4 separate regions of the Homo sapiens genome follow, and all the other regions are linked to region 3. A link is a contact called in ENCODE Hi-C or POLR2A ChIA-PET data. All regions are on one chromosome and are shown on one strand. Each heading gives the region's core, a stretch centred on a gene start or an enhancer-like site at or near the end of the contact. The rest is flanking DNA. Distances are from core to core; before and after follow the strand shown.

The links. A loop is a pair of places that touch in the nucleus more often than their neighbours do. ChIA-PET counts read pairs that join two places held with the same protein, here RNA polymerase II (POLR2A). Pooled maps may share reads with other maps.
Region 1: a loop to region 3 is called in a map of naive thymus-derived CD4-positive, alpha-beta T cell, with 22 times the contacts of the local background. The contact joins the promoter of PPP1R12C here to the promoter of NDUFA3 in region 3. A Hi-C loop is called at or near these places in 4 of 168 maps with a recorded cell type or tissue (B cell, CD8-positive, alpha-beta T cell and naive thymus-derived CD4-positive, alpha-beta T cell), 3 of 37 single-sample maps with no recorded cell type and 10 of 50 pooled maps.
Region 2: a pooled map shows a loop between it and region 3 (5-fold over the local background). The contact joins the promoter of ISOC2 here to the promoter of NDUFA3 in region 3. A Hi-C loop is called at or near these places in 1 of 168 maps with a recorded cell type or tissue (naive thymus-derived CD4-positive, alpha-beta T cell), 1 of 37 single-sample maps with no recorded cell type and 8 of 50 pooled maps. POLR2A ChIA-PET finds 5 or more read pairs at or near these places in 1 of 52 experiments (HEK293).
Region 4: a loop to region 3 is called in a pooled map, with 10 times the contacts of the local background. The contact joins the promoter of KMT5C here to the promoter of NDUFA3 in region 3. A Hi-C loop is called at or near these places in 7 of 50 pooled maps. POLR2A ChIA-PET finds 5 or more read pairs at or near these places in 2 of 52 experiments (SK-N-SH and WTC11).

Annotation. Positions count from the first base shown.
Region 1 is chr19:55,116,235-55,118,940 of GRCh38, reverse strand. It overlaps PPP1R12C (protein phosphatase 1 regulatory subunit 12C), which reads left to right and starts at 1,304. Exons shown (of 22, transcript NM_017607.4): 1 at 1,304-1,718. The coding sequence starts at 1,398. RefSeq lists enhancers at 949-1,228, 2,189-2,268, 2,669-2,706, 2,073-2,706 and silencers at 1,289-1,368, 1,559-1,638, 1,659-1,758.
Region 2 is chr19:55,460,185-55,463,052 of GRCh38, reverse strand. It overlaps ISOC2 (isochorismatase domain containing 2), which reads left to right and starts at 1,411. Exons shown (of 6, transcript NM_001136201.2): 1 at 1,411-1,541. It overlaps C19orf85 (chromosome 19 open reading frame 85), which reads left to right. Exons shown (of 2, transcript NM_001386794.1): 2 at 1-52. RefSeq lists an enhancer at 1-26.
Region 3 is chr19:54,101,494-54,104,321 of GRCh38, reverse strand. It overlaps NDUFA3 (NADH:ubiquinone oxidoreductase subunit A3), which reads right to left and starts at 1,467. Exons shown (of 4, transcript NM_004542.4): 1 at 1,434-1,467; 2 at 1,134-1,208. The coding sequence starts at 1,443. RefSeq lists an enhancer at 702-1,678.
Region 4 is chr19:55,338,498-55,341,197 of GRCh38, reverse strand. KMT5C (lysine methyltransferase 5C) reads right to left here and starts at 1,322. Exons shown (of 9, transcript NM_032701.4): 1 at 1,241-1,322. RefSeq lists a silencer at 1,171-1,230 and enhancers at 1,251-1,320, 1,630-2,403, 2,404-2,700.

The DNA.
Region 1 (2,706 bases), core at 55-2,554, 1.0 Mb before region 3:
TGGAACTCCTTGCCCGGGACCACCAATCCCAGCATGCCTTGAGAGCGCGCGAGGGCCTGGGCGGTTCCCAGGAGGTCCGGGTGGGCGCAGGAGAAGCGCGGGCCAGTGAAAGCTCTGAGAGCCCTGTCCCTGTGGACACTGTGTCTTGGGTTCCTTTACTCGGTGTGGCTCAGGGATTACCATTAGGGAGTGGAGTGTGGATTTCTCTTGCCCCGAGCCCTAAATGCCTTGGGGCCCTGCCTTGCACCCCACTGTGCTTTTAGGGGTGTGGCCCTGTGGGCTACATTTCCCAGCGTGCCCTAGGATCGTGGTCCTGACCTTTTCACCGCAAATTTCATTTCCCAGCATGCCCTGCGAGGTCACCCAGGGAAGCTTGGAAGTGGACTGTCTTTCATGGCTTCTAGGTTGCGGACTCAGTTTCCCATGGTGCCCTGGTGAACCCATTCATTCATTCATTCCAAAAATATTTGCGATCAGGTTCTCTCAGGTTCTGTTCTAAGAACCGAGGACAAGTAGTGCACAGAAGACAAAAGATCCCGCTCTCGTGGAGCTTATTTCTAGTTAAGGGGTCAGGAAAAAAACCAAAATAAATAAAACCCAGCTGGGCATGGTGGCTTACGCTCGTCATCCCAGCAGGATTACAGGCCGAGGCGGGCGGATCATGAGGTCAAGAGATCAAGACCATCATGGCCAACATGGTGAAATCCCGTCTCTACTAAAAATATAAAAATTAGCAGGGCGGGGTGGCGCGCGCCTGTTATCCCAGCTACTCTGGGGACTGAGCCAGAATTGCTTGAACCTGGGAAGCGGAGGTTGCAGCGAGCCGATATCGCGCCACTGAACTCCAGCGTGGCGACAGAGCGAGACTCCGTCTCAAAACAAAGAAAACAAAATAAAACAACAATAACAAAACAACTCTGCCTCTCCCCGCACTCCCTCCCACGCGGCTGTCCAGTCGAATTCCTAACTGCCCCGGGGCAGTCTGCTATTCATCCCCTTTACCCGGTGCTACACACTTCCTAGTATGCCGTGGGGCACCCCTCCGGCCTGTAGACTCCATTTCCCAGCATTCCCCGGAGGAGGCCCTCATCTGGCGATTTCCACTGGGCGCCTCGGAGCTGCGGACTTCCCAGTGTGCATCGGGGCACAGCGACTCCTGGAAGTGGCCAAGGGCCACTTCTGCTAATGGACTCCATTTCCCAGCGCTCCCCGCGACCTGCCCAGCACACCCTGGGGCAGCGCCGTGACGTCAGCACGCCGGGCGGGGACCGGGAGATCCTTGGGGCGGTGGGGGGCCAGCGGCAGTTCCCGGCGGCCCCCGGGGCGGGCGGGCGGGCGGGTGGTGGCGGCGGTTGGGGCTCGGCGCTCGCTCGCTCGCTGGGCGGGCGGGCGGTGCGATGTCCGGAGAGGATGGCCCGGCGGCTGGCCCGGGGGCGGCGGCGGCGGCTGCCCGGGAGCGGCGACGGGAGCAGCTGCGGCAGTGGGGGGCGCGGGCGGGCGCCGAGCCTGGCCCCGGAGAGCGCCGCGCCCGCACCGTCCGCTTCGAGCGCGCCGCCGAGTTCCTGGCGGCCTGTGCGGGCGGCGACCTGGACGAGGCGCGTCTGATGCTGCGCGCCGCCGACCCTGGCCCCGGCGCCGAGCTCGACCCCGCCGCGCCGCCGCCCGCCCGCGCCGTGCTGGACTCCACCAACGCCGACGGTATCAGCGCCCTGCACCAGGTCAGCGCCCCCCGCCCGGCGTCTCCCGGGGCCAGGTCCACCCTCTGCTGCGCCACCTGGGGCATCCTCCTTCCCCGTTGCCAGTCTCGATCCGCCCCGTCGTTCCTGGCCCTGGGCTTTGCCACCCTATGCTGACACCCCGTCCCAGTCCCCCTTACCATTCCCCTTCGACCACCCCACTTCCGAATTGGAGCCGCTTCAACTGGCCCTGGGCTTAGCCACTCTGTGCTGACCACTCTGCCCCAGGCCTCCTTACCATTCCCCTTCGACCTACTCTCTTCCGCATTGGAGTCGCTTTAACTGGCCCTGGCTTTGGCAGCCTGTGCTGACCCATGCAGTCCTCCTTACCATCCCTCCCTCGACTTCCCCTCTTCCGATGTTGAGCCCCTCCAGCCGGTCCTGGACTTTGTCTCCTTCCCTGCCCTGCCCTCTCCTGAACCTGAGCCAGCTCCCATAGCTCAGTCTGGTCTATCTGCCTGGCCCTGGCCATTGTCACTTTGCGCTGCCCTCCTCTCGCCCCCGAGTGCCCTTGCTGTGCCGCCGGAACTCTGCCCTCTAACGCTGCCGTCTCTCTCCTGAGTCCGGACCACTTTGAGCTCTACTGGCTTCTGCGCCGCCTCTGGCCCACTGTTTCCCCTTCCCAGGCAGGTCCTGCTTTCTCTGACCTGCATTCTCTCCCCTGGGCCTGTGCCGCTTTCTGTCTGCAGCTTGTGGCCTGGGTCACCTCTACGGCTGGCCCAGATCCTTCCCTGCCGCCTCCTTCAGGTTCCGTCTTCCTCCACTCCCTCTTCCCCTTGCTCTCTGCTGTGTTGCTGCCCAAGGATGCTCTTTCCGGAGCACTTCCTTCTCGGCGCTGCACCACGTGATGTCCTCTGAGCGGATCCTCCCCGTGTCTGGGTCCTCTCCGGGCATCTCTCCTCCCTCACCCAACCCCATGCCGTCTTCACTCGCTGGGTTCCCTTTTCCTTCTCCTTCTGGGGCCTGTGCC
Region 2 (2,868 bases), core at 162-2,661, 1.4 Mb before region 3:
TGCATGTGTGTGTTTTGGCGGGGAACAGACAATAAAAGAGTATATCCATGCATTTTTCAAAAAGCAAGATTCATTTCCAATTCAGATTGGAGTTAGTGCTGAAAAGAAAATAAAACACAAGGCCGGGTGCGGCGGCTCACACCTGTAATCGCAGCACTCTGGGAGGCCAAGGCAGGCGGATCACTTGAGCCCAGGAGTTCAAAACCAGCCTGGGCAACAGAGTGAGACCTCCATCTTTACAAAAAAATTAAAAAATTAGTCAGGTGTGGTGGCGCATACCTGTGGTCCCAGCTACTCAGGAGGCTGAGGTGGGAGGATCGCTTGAGCCCGGGAGGTTGAGGCTGCAGCAAGCTGTGATCGTACCATGGTACTCCAGCCTGGGTGATAGAGCAATTTTTTTCTTTTTTTTGATGTTTCAAAAAAATTAAAAACAGCGACCTGATGGAAGGGCTACCTGACACCAGGTGGTCAGGAAAGGCTTTGAAAGCCTGGAAGGTTGGGCCATGGGGAGTCCTAGGATTCCAGGCTGAGGCAGCACACGTGCAAAGGCCCTGCGGTGGGACATTGAGGGAAGAGCAAGAGGAGACCCCTGTGGCTGGAGCGGAGTGAGCAGGGGGAGTGGTGAGAGGCGAGGTCTGCACGGACCAGGAAGGCCGACCATGAATTGGGAGGAGTTTGGATTTATTCCAAGACAGATAGGAAATTCTCTCTTTCTCTCAACCTCCATTTCCAAGCACAGAGTCTAAATTATTCTAAACACCACCCGAGGAGGCAGGTGCTGTACAGATGGGGAAACTGAGGCAGCACAGAGCGCAAAGGACAGGGGGGCGTCAAATTCCTCACTTGATCGCTCCCTCAGCCAGCCCCTTCCTGGAAAGTGCTTGGGTATCTTTGTAAGCCTCCGTTTCTTGAGAGAGGGCCAGGTTTCGAACCGCAGACATGCCTCTACTCTAGGTAAGACCCCTCTCTCTCTCTCCCGGCCTCGGCGGTCTGCTCTGTGCAATGGGGCCGGCCGAGACGCCCTCTCTCCAGCCAGAGTCTGAGCCTTCGGAGACCACCGCGCGACTCCGCCCCGTCGGCCGCCACTCACGCCCTCTACGGCTCTCCATTGGCAGAACGACCTGCTGCCCCGCCCCCACGGCGCCTTTGCGAGCTAATCATTTTCTTGAGACTGACAGCCTTGCCGGCACCGCCCCCCCTGGGGCGGGAGCAAAGCAGCTGCATATGCGGATTGGTTGAGAGGCAGGGGGCGGGGTGAGTTGGTGAGCGCCGATTGCGGGCAGAGGCAGTGGCACATGCGGATTGGCCGGAGAGAGCGGCGAGGCAGAGCATGATGAGTGTCGATTGGACGGCTGGGCCCAAGTGGGCGGAAAACGGACGGTGCAGGGGGTGGGCCACGTGTCCAGCCCTAACGAAACGGTAACCAGCCCTGGGAAGCCCGCAAGAGGCCTCAGCGGTGGCCGTCCGAGAGCCGAGAGGTGAGGGTGCCCCCGCCTCACCTGCAGAGGGGCCGTTCCGGGCTCGAACCCGGCACCTTCCGGGTAAGTCCTCTCTCGCTGCTGGCGCTATTTGGAGACCGACCTTACCGCCTAGCAGATGGGGAAACTGAGGCTCTGCCTGGGCGTCCCGGGCCAAGGTCACAGGACCAGAAGGAGGACTCCACCTGGCCCCGCCAGAATTGGCTGGCCAGAGATTGGAAGCGTCCCCGGGTCGCGCCTGCCGCCTCTGTAACAGCGCTGGGGGGTGGGCAGGTTTAATCCCCATTTCTCCGACGAGAAAACTGAGGCTAAGACAAAGAGAAACTTGCCCAAGGTCACACAGCCAGGAAGTCCGGGCTCCAAGGCCGGGTTTCCGAGACCGGGTGGGGAAATCAACGGCCCTACCCCGCCCCCTGTTGCCGCCCACCTCCAGCCACGCCCCCTTTGGCCTTGGGTACCCTCCACCCAGGCTGAATCTCTCCTCGTTCCGCAGGACACGCCCAACCCTCTCCAGCCCAGACCTCCCCTTCACATCTCTCTCTCTCACACACCCACCCTCACCCCAATTTTTCATCTCCCAAAAACCAGTTCCCCTCCCCGGGATCCCCTATGAATCTTCAGATCATGCCCCTCGCTCGACCAGAAACTGGGGGCCTTTCTCCCCGACTTTCCCCACCGTCCCAGCTGCCCCTTCCTGACTCTCCCCTGTCCCACTGGGCCCCAGCGCCGACCTCCTGCTCTCTGGCCTTTTGCCTCCAGTTCAACCGCACGGCGGGGGCCTGAAGCCATCTTTGTATTTTGCATTTTGAACACTTTTTCTGGAATAATACCACAAACGCAGAAAATCGAACGGTTTGCAAATACACAGCTTAAATAAATATTTATAAAGGGAGCACCCTGGTGTAAACAAGTATCCAAAGAAAAAAGTCAAACATGCGCCACATCCCAGGATCTCCCGCCGTCGTCGTTTCCATCACTGTGGTCCAAGGGCAGTCACTGTCCTGGCTTCTGACGCCATAGATCAGTTTTGCCGGGTTTTGGCTTTATGCCAACCCTTTATTGTATATAGTATTGACTAGACAACTTGTTGCACATTGTCCAGAATTCAGAAGAAACAGAATAGGACCCAGTGAAAAGGCTCCTACAGACTTCCCCGGTGCCTGGTTCACCCGCCTGAGTCTCCCGTTTCTTGCTTGTTTGCCAGAGATAGCAGATATAGATATAGGCAACACAGACACATTTTCCTCTCCCTTTTTTCTTTGGCACAAAAAGGAGCATTCCATACACACTGTTCTGCTTCTTTTTCACTTCTCTCAAACATGTTTTCGTATTGTTACTTAAAGAGCTTCCTCGTAATTTTTTCTGGCTGCGAGGAATAACAGAGTATAGT
Region 3 (2,828 bases), core at 218-2,717:
TACTAAAAATACAAAAATTAGCCGGGCGTGGTGGTGCTCGCCTGTAATCCCAGCTACTTGGGAGGCGGAGGCAGGAGAATCACTTGAACCCTAGAGGCGGAGGTTGCAGTGAGCCATGATCAAACCATTGCACTGTAGCCTGGAAGACAGAGCGAGACGCCATCTCAAAAAAAAAAAAAAAAAAAAGCTGGCCGGGCGCGGTGGCTCACGCCTGTAATCCCAGCACTTTGGGAGACCGAGTTGGGAGGATCACGAGGTTAGGAGATCGAGACCATCCTGGCTAACACGGTGAAACCCCGTCTCTATTGAACATACAAAAAATTAGCCGGGCATGGGGGCGGGCGCCTGTAGTCCCAGCTACTCGGGAGGCTGAGGCAGGAGAATGGCGTGAACCCGGAAGGCGGGGCTTGCACTGAACCGAGATCGCGCCACTGCACTCCAGCCTGGGCGACAGAGCGAGACTCAGTCTCAAAAACAAAAACAAAAAATTAGCTGGGCGCCTGTAATCCCAGCTACTCGGGAGGCTGAGGCAGGAGAATCCCTTGAACCCAGGAGGCCGAGGTTGCAGTGAGCCGGGATCGCGCCACTGCACTTCAGCCTGGGTGAGAGTGAGACTCCATCGCAAAAAAAAAAGCTACATTTTAACAATCCCCCGCCCCCATCCCTGCAGGAACTCCGGTGCTAATTAAAGTGTGAGTAGGGCAGTTCCAGGGCAGAGGGCAGAGATTTTCAATCAGCAAGGCACATTGGGATCATACGGGGATTTTCACAAGACACAGATTCCCCAGTCCCACCTCCACCCAAGCCAACTCAATTCAGAATGGGGGAGAGGAAAGATGAAAAGGAGGAGGAGGATCTGGACTTTTTTTTGGTGCTCAGGTGTTAAGGCATAAGCAGGGTTGAGAACGTCTCATTTAGAGGGGTTAAGAGCGTATTGGGTAGGTGGAGAGGAACGCGGGGGGCGATGGTGGAGAGGTTATAATGGGTATGGGGATAGATAAGGGGATGCCGTGGGGGTGCAGACACACTAGAGGGGACCCGAGGGCGGCGATAGGGCTTTAGGGGTACAAGATGGAGGGATGTAGGGGGACGGGGGTGGACGATGCAAGTTTGCGCCTGGAGCACTCACGCACCGAGGCCCCCGACGACGAAGGACACGACCAGCACTGGCTCCTTGTCCCAGGCATTCTTGAGGAAGGCGCCGACTCCTGAAGGGGTGGCAAGAAGCGTCACCCCTGCAAGTAGCTGCCCCCGGTGACCTCTAACCCTCTCGTGCCACCCCTGCCCTGGAGGAGCCCCCTCGTGACTTCTGCGTTCCCCTCCAGCACGGACCCCATCGCTTCCACCCCTGCCCTGCCGCACCTCAGTCCCAGGACCGCCCAGAGGTTCCCAGAACTACCCGAGCCCCGTGCGCCACCGGCACCTGCACTTACTCGCAGCCATCTTTGTCTCCGCGGCGGCGACAGCGGCGAGGACGCGGAGCACCCTGGGAGTTGTGGTCCCTATGCGCGAGAACCCGCTCCCAGGGCTGCGCGTGCGCCCTGGAGCACAAGTAGAGGCGAAAGCAAGGACGCGGAGCACTCTGGGAGTTGTGGTCCCTCTGTGCGACGGCCCGCTTTCGGAGCCTGCGCGTGCGCACTCGCGCAGAACAAAGATGGAGCCGTGGAGGTAAAGGAAGTGGTGTCAGGAGCAAGCGCAAGCCTGACTTTGCGGACCTGCGTGGAATCTCCTTAGTCTCAGCCTAGAAGTCGCTCCGGAGTGACTAGTCCTCCTGCTGCGACCCACCTAAGGCGGAACAAAATAGTCCCCATTTTATAGTTTATGTATGAAAGCCCATTTTACAGACGAAGAAACTGAGCCCGGGAGAAGGTGAATGACTAACCTGTCCTTCGAGGTCTCAGCTCAACATCGGCTCGTCCTGGAAGCGCTAGGTCTCATCCCAGATGGGTTAGGAGCTTTCTGCGGGCTCTCACAGTGCTCTGTTACCGCCATTATAGCTCAGATCACTTAAGAAACTGACCTGGTCTGGGCCAGGCGCGGTGGCTCACGCCTGTAATCCCAGCACTTTGGGAGGCCGAGGCGGGCGGATCACGAGGTCAGGAGATCTAGACCATCCTGGCTAACATGGTGAAACCCTGTCTCTACTTAAAAATACAACACAAATTAGCCGGGCGTGGTGGTGGGCGCCCGTAGTCCCAGCTACTGGGGAGGCTAAGGCAGGAGAATGGCGTGAACCCGGGAGGCGGAGCTTGCAGTGAGCCGAGATCACACCACTGCACTCCAGCCTGGGCGACAGAGCGAGACTCCGTCTCAAAAAAAAAGAAACTGACCTGGTCTTGGTCTTTCAGTCGGACTGGTAGCTGCTGCTTGAGAGCAGTAACGGAGTCTGAGTTCCCTCTGTGCCTGCCAACATGGCACAGCGAGGGTCTGGCACGTAATAGGTTCTAATTTTTTTTTTTTTCTTCTGAGATTGAGTCTAGCTCTGTCGCCCAGGCTGGAGTGCAATGGCGCGATCTCGGCTCACAGCAACCTCCGACTCCCGAGTTCAAGCGATTCTCCTGCCTCAGCCTCCTGAATAGCTGGGATTACAGGCGCGCGCCTCCACAGCCGGCTAATTTTTCTTTTTTAGGAGAGACGGGGGTTTCTCCATGTTGGTCAGGCTGGTCTCGAACTTCCCGACCTCAGGTGATCCACCCGCCTTGGCCTCCCAAAGTGCTGGGATTACAGGCGTGAACAACCGCGCCCGGCCTAGAGGGGCTAATTTTTATCTATCTATCTATCTAACACAGTATCACACCAAGAGCCTGGCACATAATAGGTGCTAATTT
Region 4 (2,700 bases), core at 73-2,572, 1.2 Mb before region 3:
AAGGAAGACTATGGGGAGGCAGCACAGGTCAATATTTACAAAAACATTTTTTTAAAGCGGAGCCAGGAGAGAACGGAGAGATGAAGAAAACCACCCAAACCCCTAACCCGGACGGAGGGCCAGCCTCGTCCCCGCACCACGGCGCTCGAGGCTCATCCGCGCCCAGGAGAGGAGGAGATGGGGCAGGGCAAGGAGCGGGAGCTGCAGAGACGGCTGTGGAGGGGTCGGGGACAGACTGCGAGGCTGCGGGAGAGAAAGAGGGGGCGCTGCAGGAGGACGCCAGGGACAGCGGGGAAGCTGGAGAGGGGGCTGGGGGCAAGGAGAGAAACGCACAGCGGTGGGCACGGCAGGGGGCTGTGGGAGGGAGAAGGCTGCAGCCGGGCCTGGGGGCGCTCAGAGGGGTGTGAGGAAGGGATGGGGGTGCCAGGGAGGACAGAGAGCGGGGAATGGCCTAGGGACTCAGGGAGGAGCCAGACGGGAGACCTGGGTCGGGGGGCGGTCCAGGGATGGCGGAGAAGATCCTGGGTGTCCAGTGAGTGAAGGGCCTGAGAGGGCGGACAGGGGCCCAGGGATCCAAACGGGCTTGGTGGGGTCCTGGGGGATCCAGGAAAGGGAGACCCTAGGGAAGGGCCTGGGGACCCAGGGAGGCGCCTGGGTAGGCGGTGAGAGCCCAGGGCAAGGGACCTGGAGGGTCAGAGGCCGACCTCAGGGTCCAGGGAGTGCCAGGAGAGGGACAGAGGGGTCAGGGAGAGGTTCTAGGGCACAGAAAGACCTAGAGGGTCCAGAAGGAGGCCTGGAGGGTGAGAGGAGGTCGGGGATTGGCCCTGGGAGTGCAGGGAGGTCCCGGGGGTGAGAGAAGGGTCAGGGAGAGGCCCTGAGGGTGCAGGGAGAGACCTGGGGGTGCAGGGAGAGGCCTGGAGGGTGAGGTCAGGGAAAGGCCCTGGGGGGTGCAGGGAGAGGCCTGGAGAGTGACAAGAGGTCAGGGAGAGGCCCTGAGGATGCAGGGAGGGCCGTGGACGTAAGAAGGGGGTCAGGGCCCGGGTGAGGAAGCACAGGAAGGAGGCTGCAGTGCCGCGGAGCCCGAGGCCCGGCGAGGGGCCGGGAGACGTGGGCGCCTGGACACGAGGAGGGGCCGGGCGGGGTGGGGGGCAGTCGGGGCAGGGGGCGACTGGGGAGCCAAGGCGGCGCGGGGCTGGGGCCGTGAAGGGGCTCAGAGATCGGGCCCCGCGCCGCCCCTCACCCGCTTCTCCTCCTCCTCCTCAGGCGCCCGCGCCGCCGCCGCCAACACCTCCCACAGCCTCCTTCGGCTCTCGTCAAACACTGTCGCCGCACCTCCCATCTGCTCTCCGGGCCAGCCCCGCCAAGGCCACTGAGGCTTTCTATTGGCCACAGCCACCGCCACTCCTCCGTTGCTACGAAGCTCACGGCGCTCCCATTGGCCAAGCCCCACTCTTTCCCTCCGCGCCCGGCTCTCGTCAATACACAGATAAAACCCCGCCACGCCCCCGCCGCCGTCAAACGCCGCGAACTGTTGTCAGTGGTTCACATCGCTGTCCTTTAGTCGCTGCCATGGAGACTTGTCCCGCCTTCGCTCACACTGGGGCTCGAAATCGACGCACTCATTGGCCGAAAGCGCAGTCTCTCCGGGCGAAACTCGGTTTGGGTCGGGTTATTCAGGTCCAAGTGGAAAGAGGGCGGGCTCTGCCAGCTCCAGTAGTCGTATATGATTGCCTGGCCTTGGGACAGCTCCTCTTTCCATTGGGTAAGGCCTCCGTCCATCACCATAGAGTCGCGGCCTCCCTCTTCTATTTCTCCGAGGAAAGCTTCGGCCACAGGAGGGAGAAAGCCAGACCCGGCGGGAGGGAGGCGGTGAATGCGCGCGCACCGCCATCCCTCTCCCCTCCCGCCCCGCGAGGCCTGCGGTTACCAAGGCGACGAAACTTTATTGACAGCTCTGCCTGGCTACAAAGGGCTCCTCAGTCTCTCTCCCTCCCTCCCCGTTTACACCGTTGCGTTTTGGGAGTATCCACACGCACTCTGTGGGACCTTCCCGCGATATGAACGGGGTCGGATGGAGGGAGGGGAGGCTGAGGGAGGAGTGGGGACTTTTGAGACAAGCCCTGACTCCTGGGGCGCTCCCCTGGGGCACCCCCTAATTGGGATCACCCCCCCTACCTCAATCCTAGAGGCAAACGTAACTAACAATTCATCATAATTACGCCGAGAATAATAAGCTCCACACTCAGAACAGGCGGTCTTTGTTTGCTTGTTTGTTTGTTTCGCCACAGCCATTCTTCCCTTAACGACACTGATACCATCTGGGCAGTGCGTGCTCAGGCGATGTCGTCATCCTGCCAGCATCCTAGAGCAACATCACTCACACCTACGTGGCAGGGCTGCTGGCACCTGGGCTGTAAGGTGGCCGGCGGCTCCTGGGCCACACAGCTGTGCAGCATGTTACTGTCCGGTAACACAATGTAGGCGCTTGTGTGTCTACACATATAGGATCACTGTCAGACATGCGCTCCACTGTACAGCTATAGATCGTGGGCACTTAAAACAATGCATGCCACAGAGTAGGTGCTGTTTTGGTGTGCTGTTTTTGGTGTTTTGGTGTGTGTGTGTGTGTGTGTGTGTGTGTGTGTGAGAGAGAGAGAGAGAGAGAGAGAGAGAGAGAGAGAGAGAGAGAGAGAGAGACAG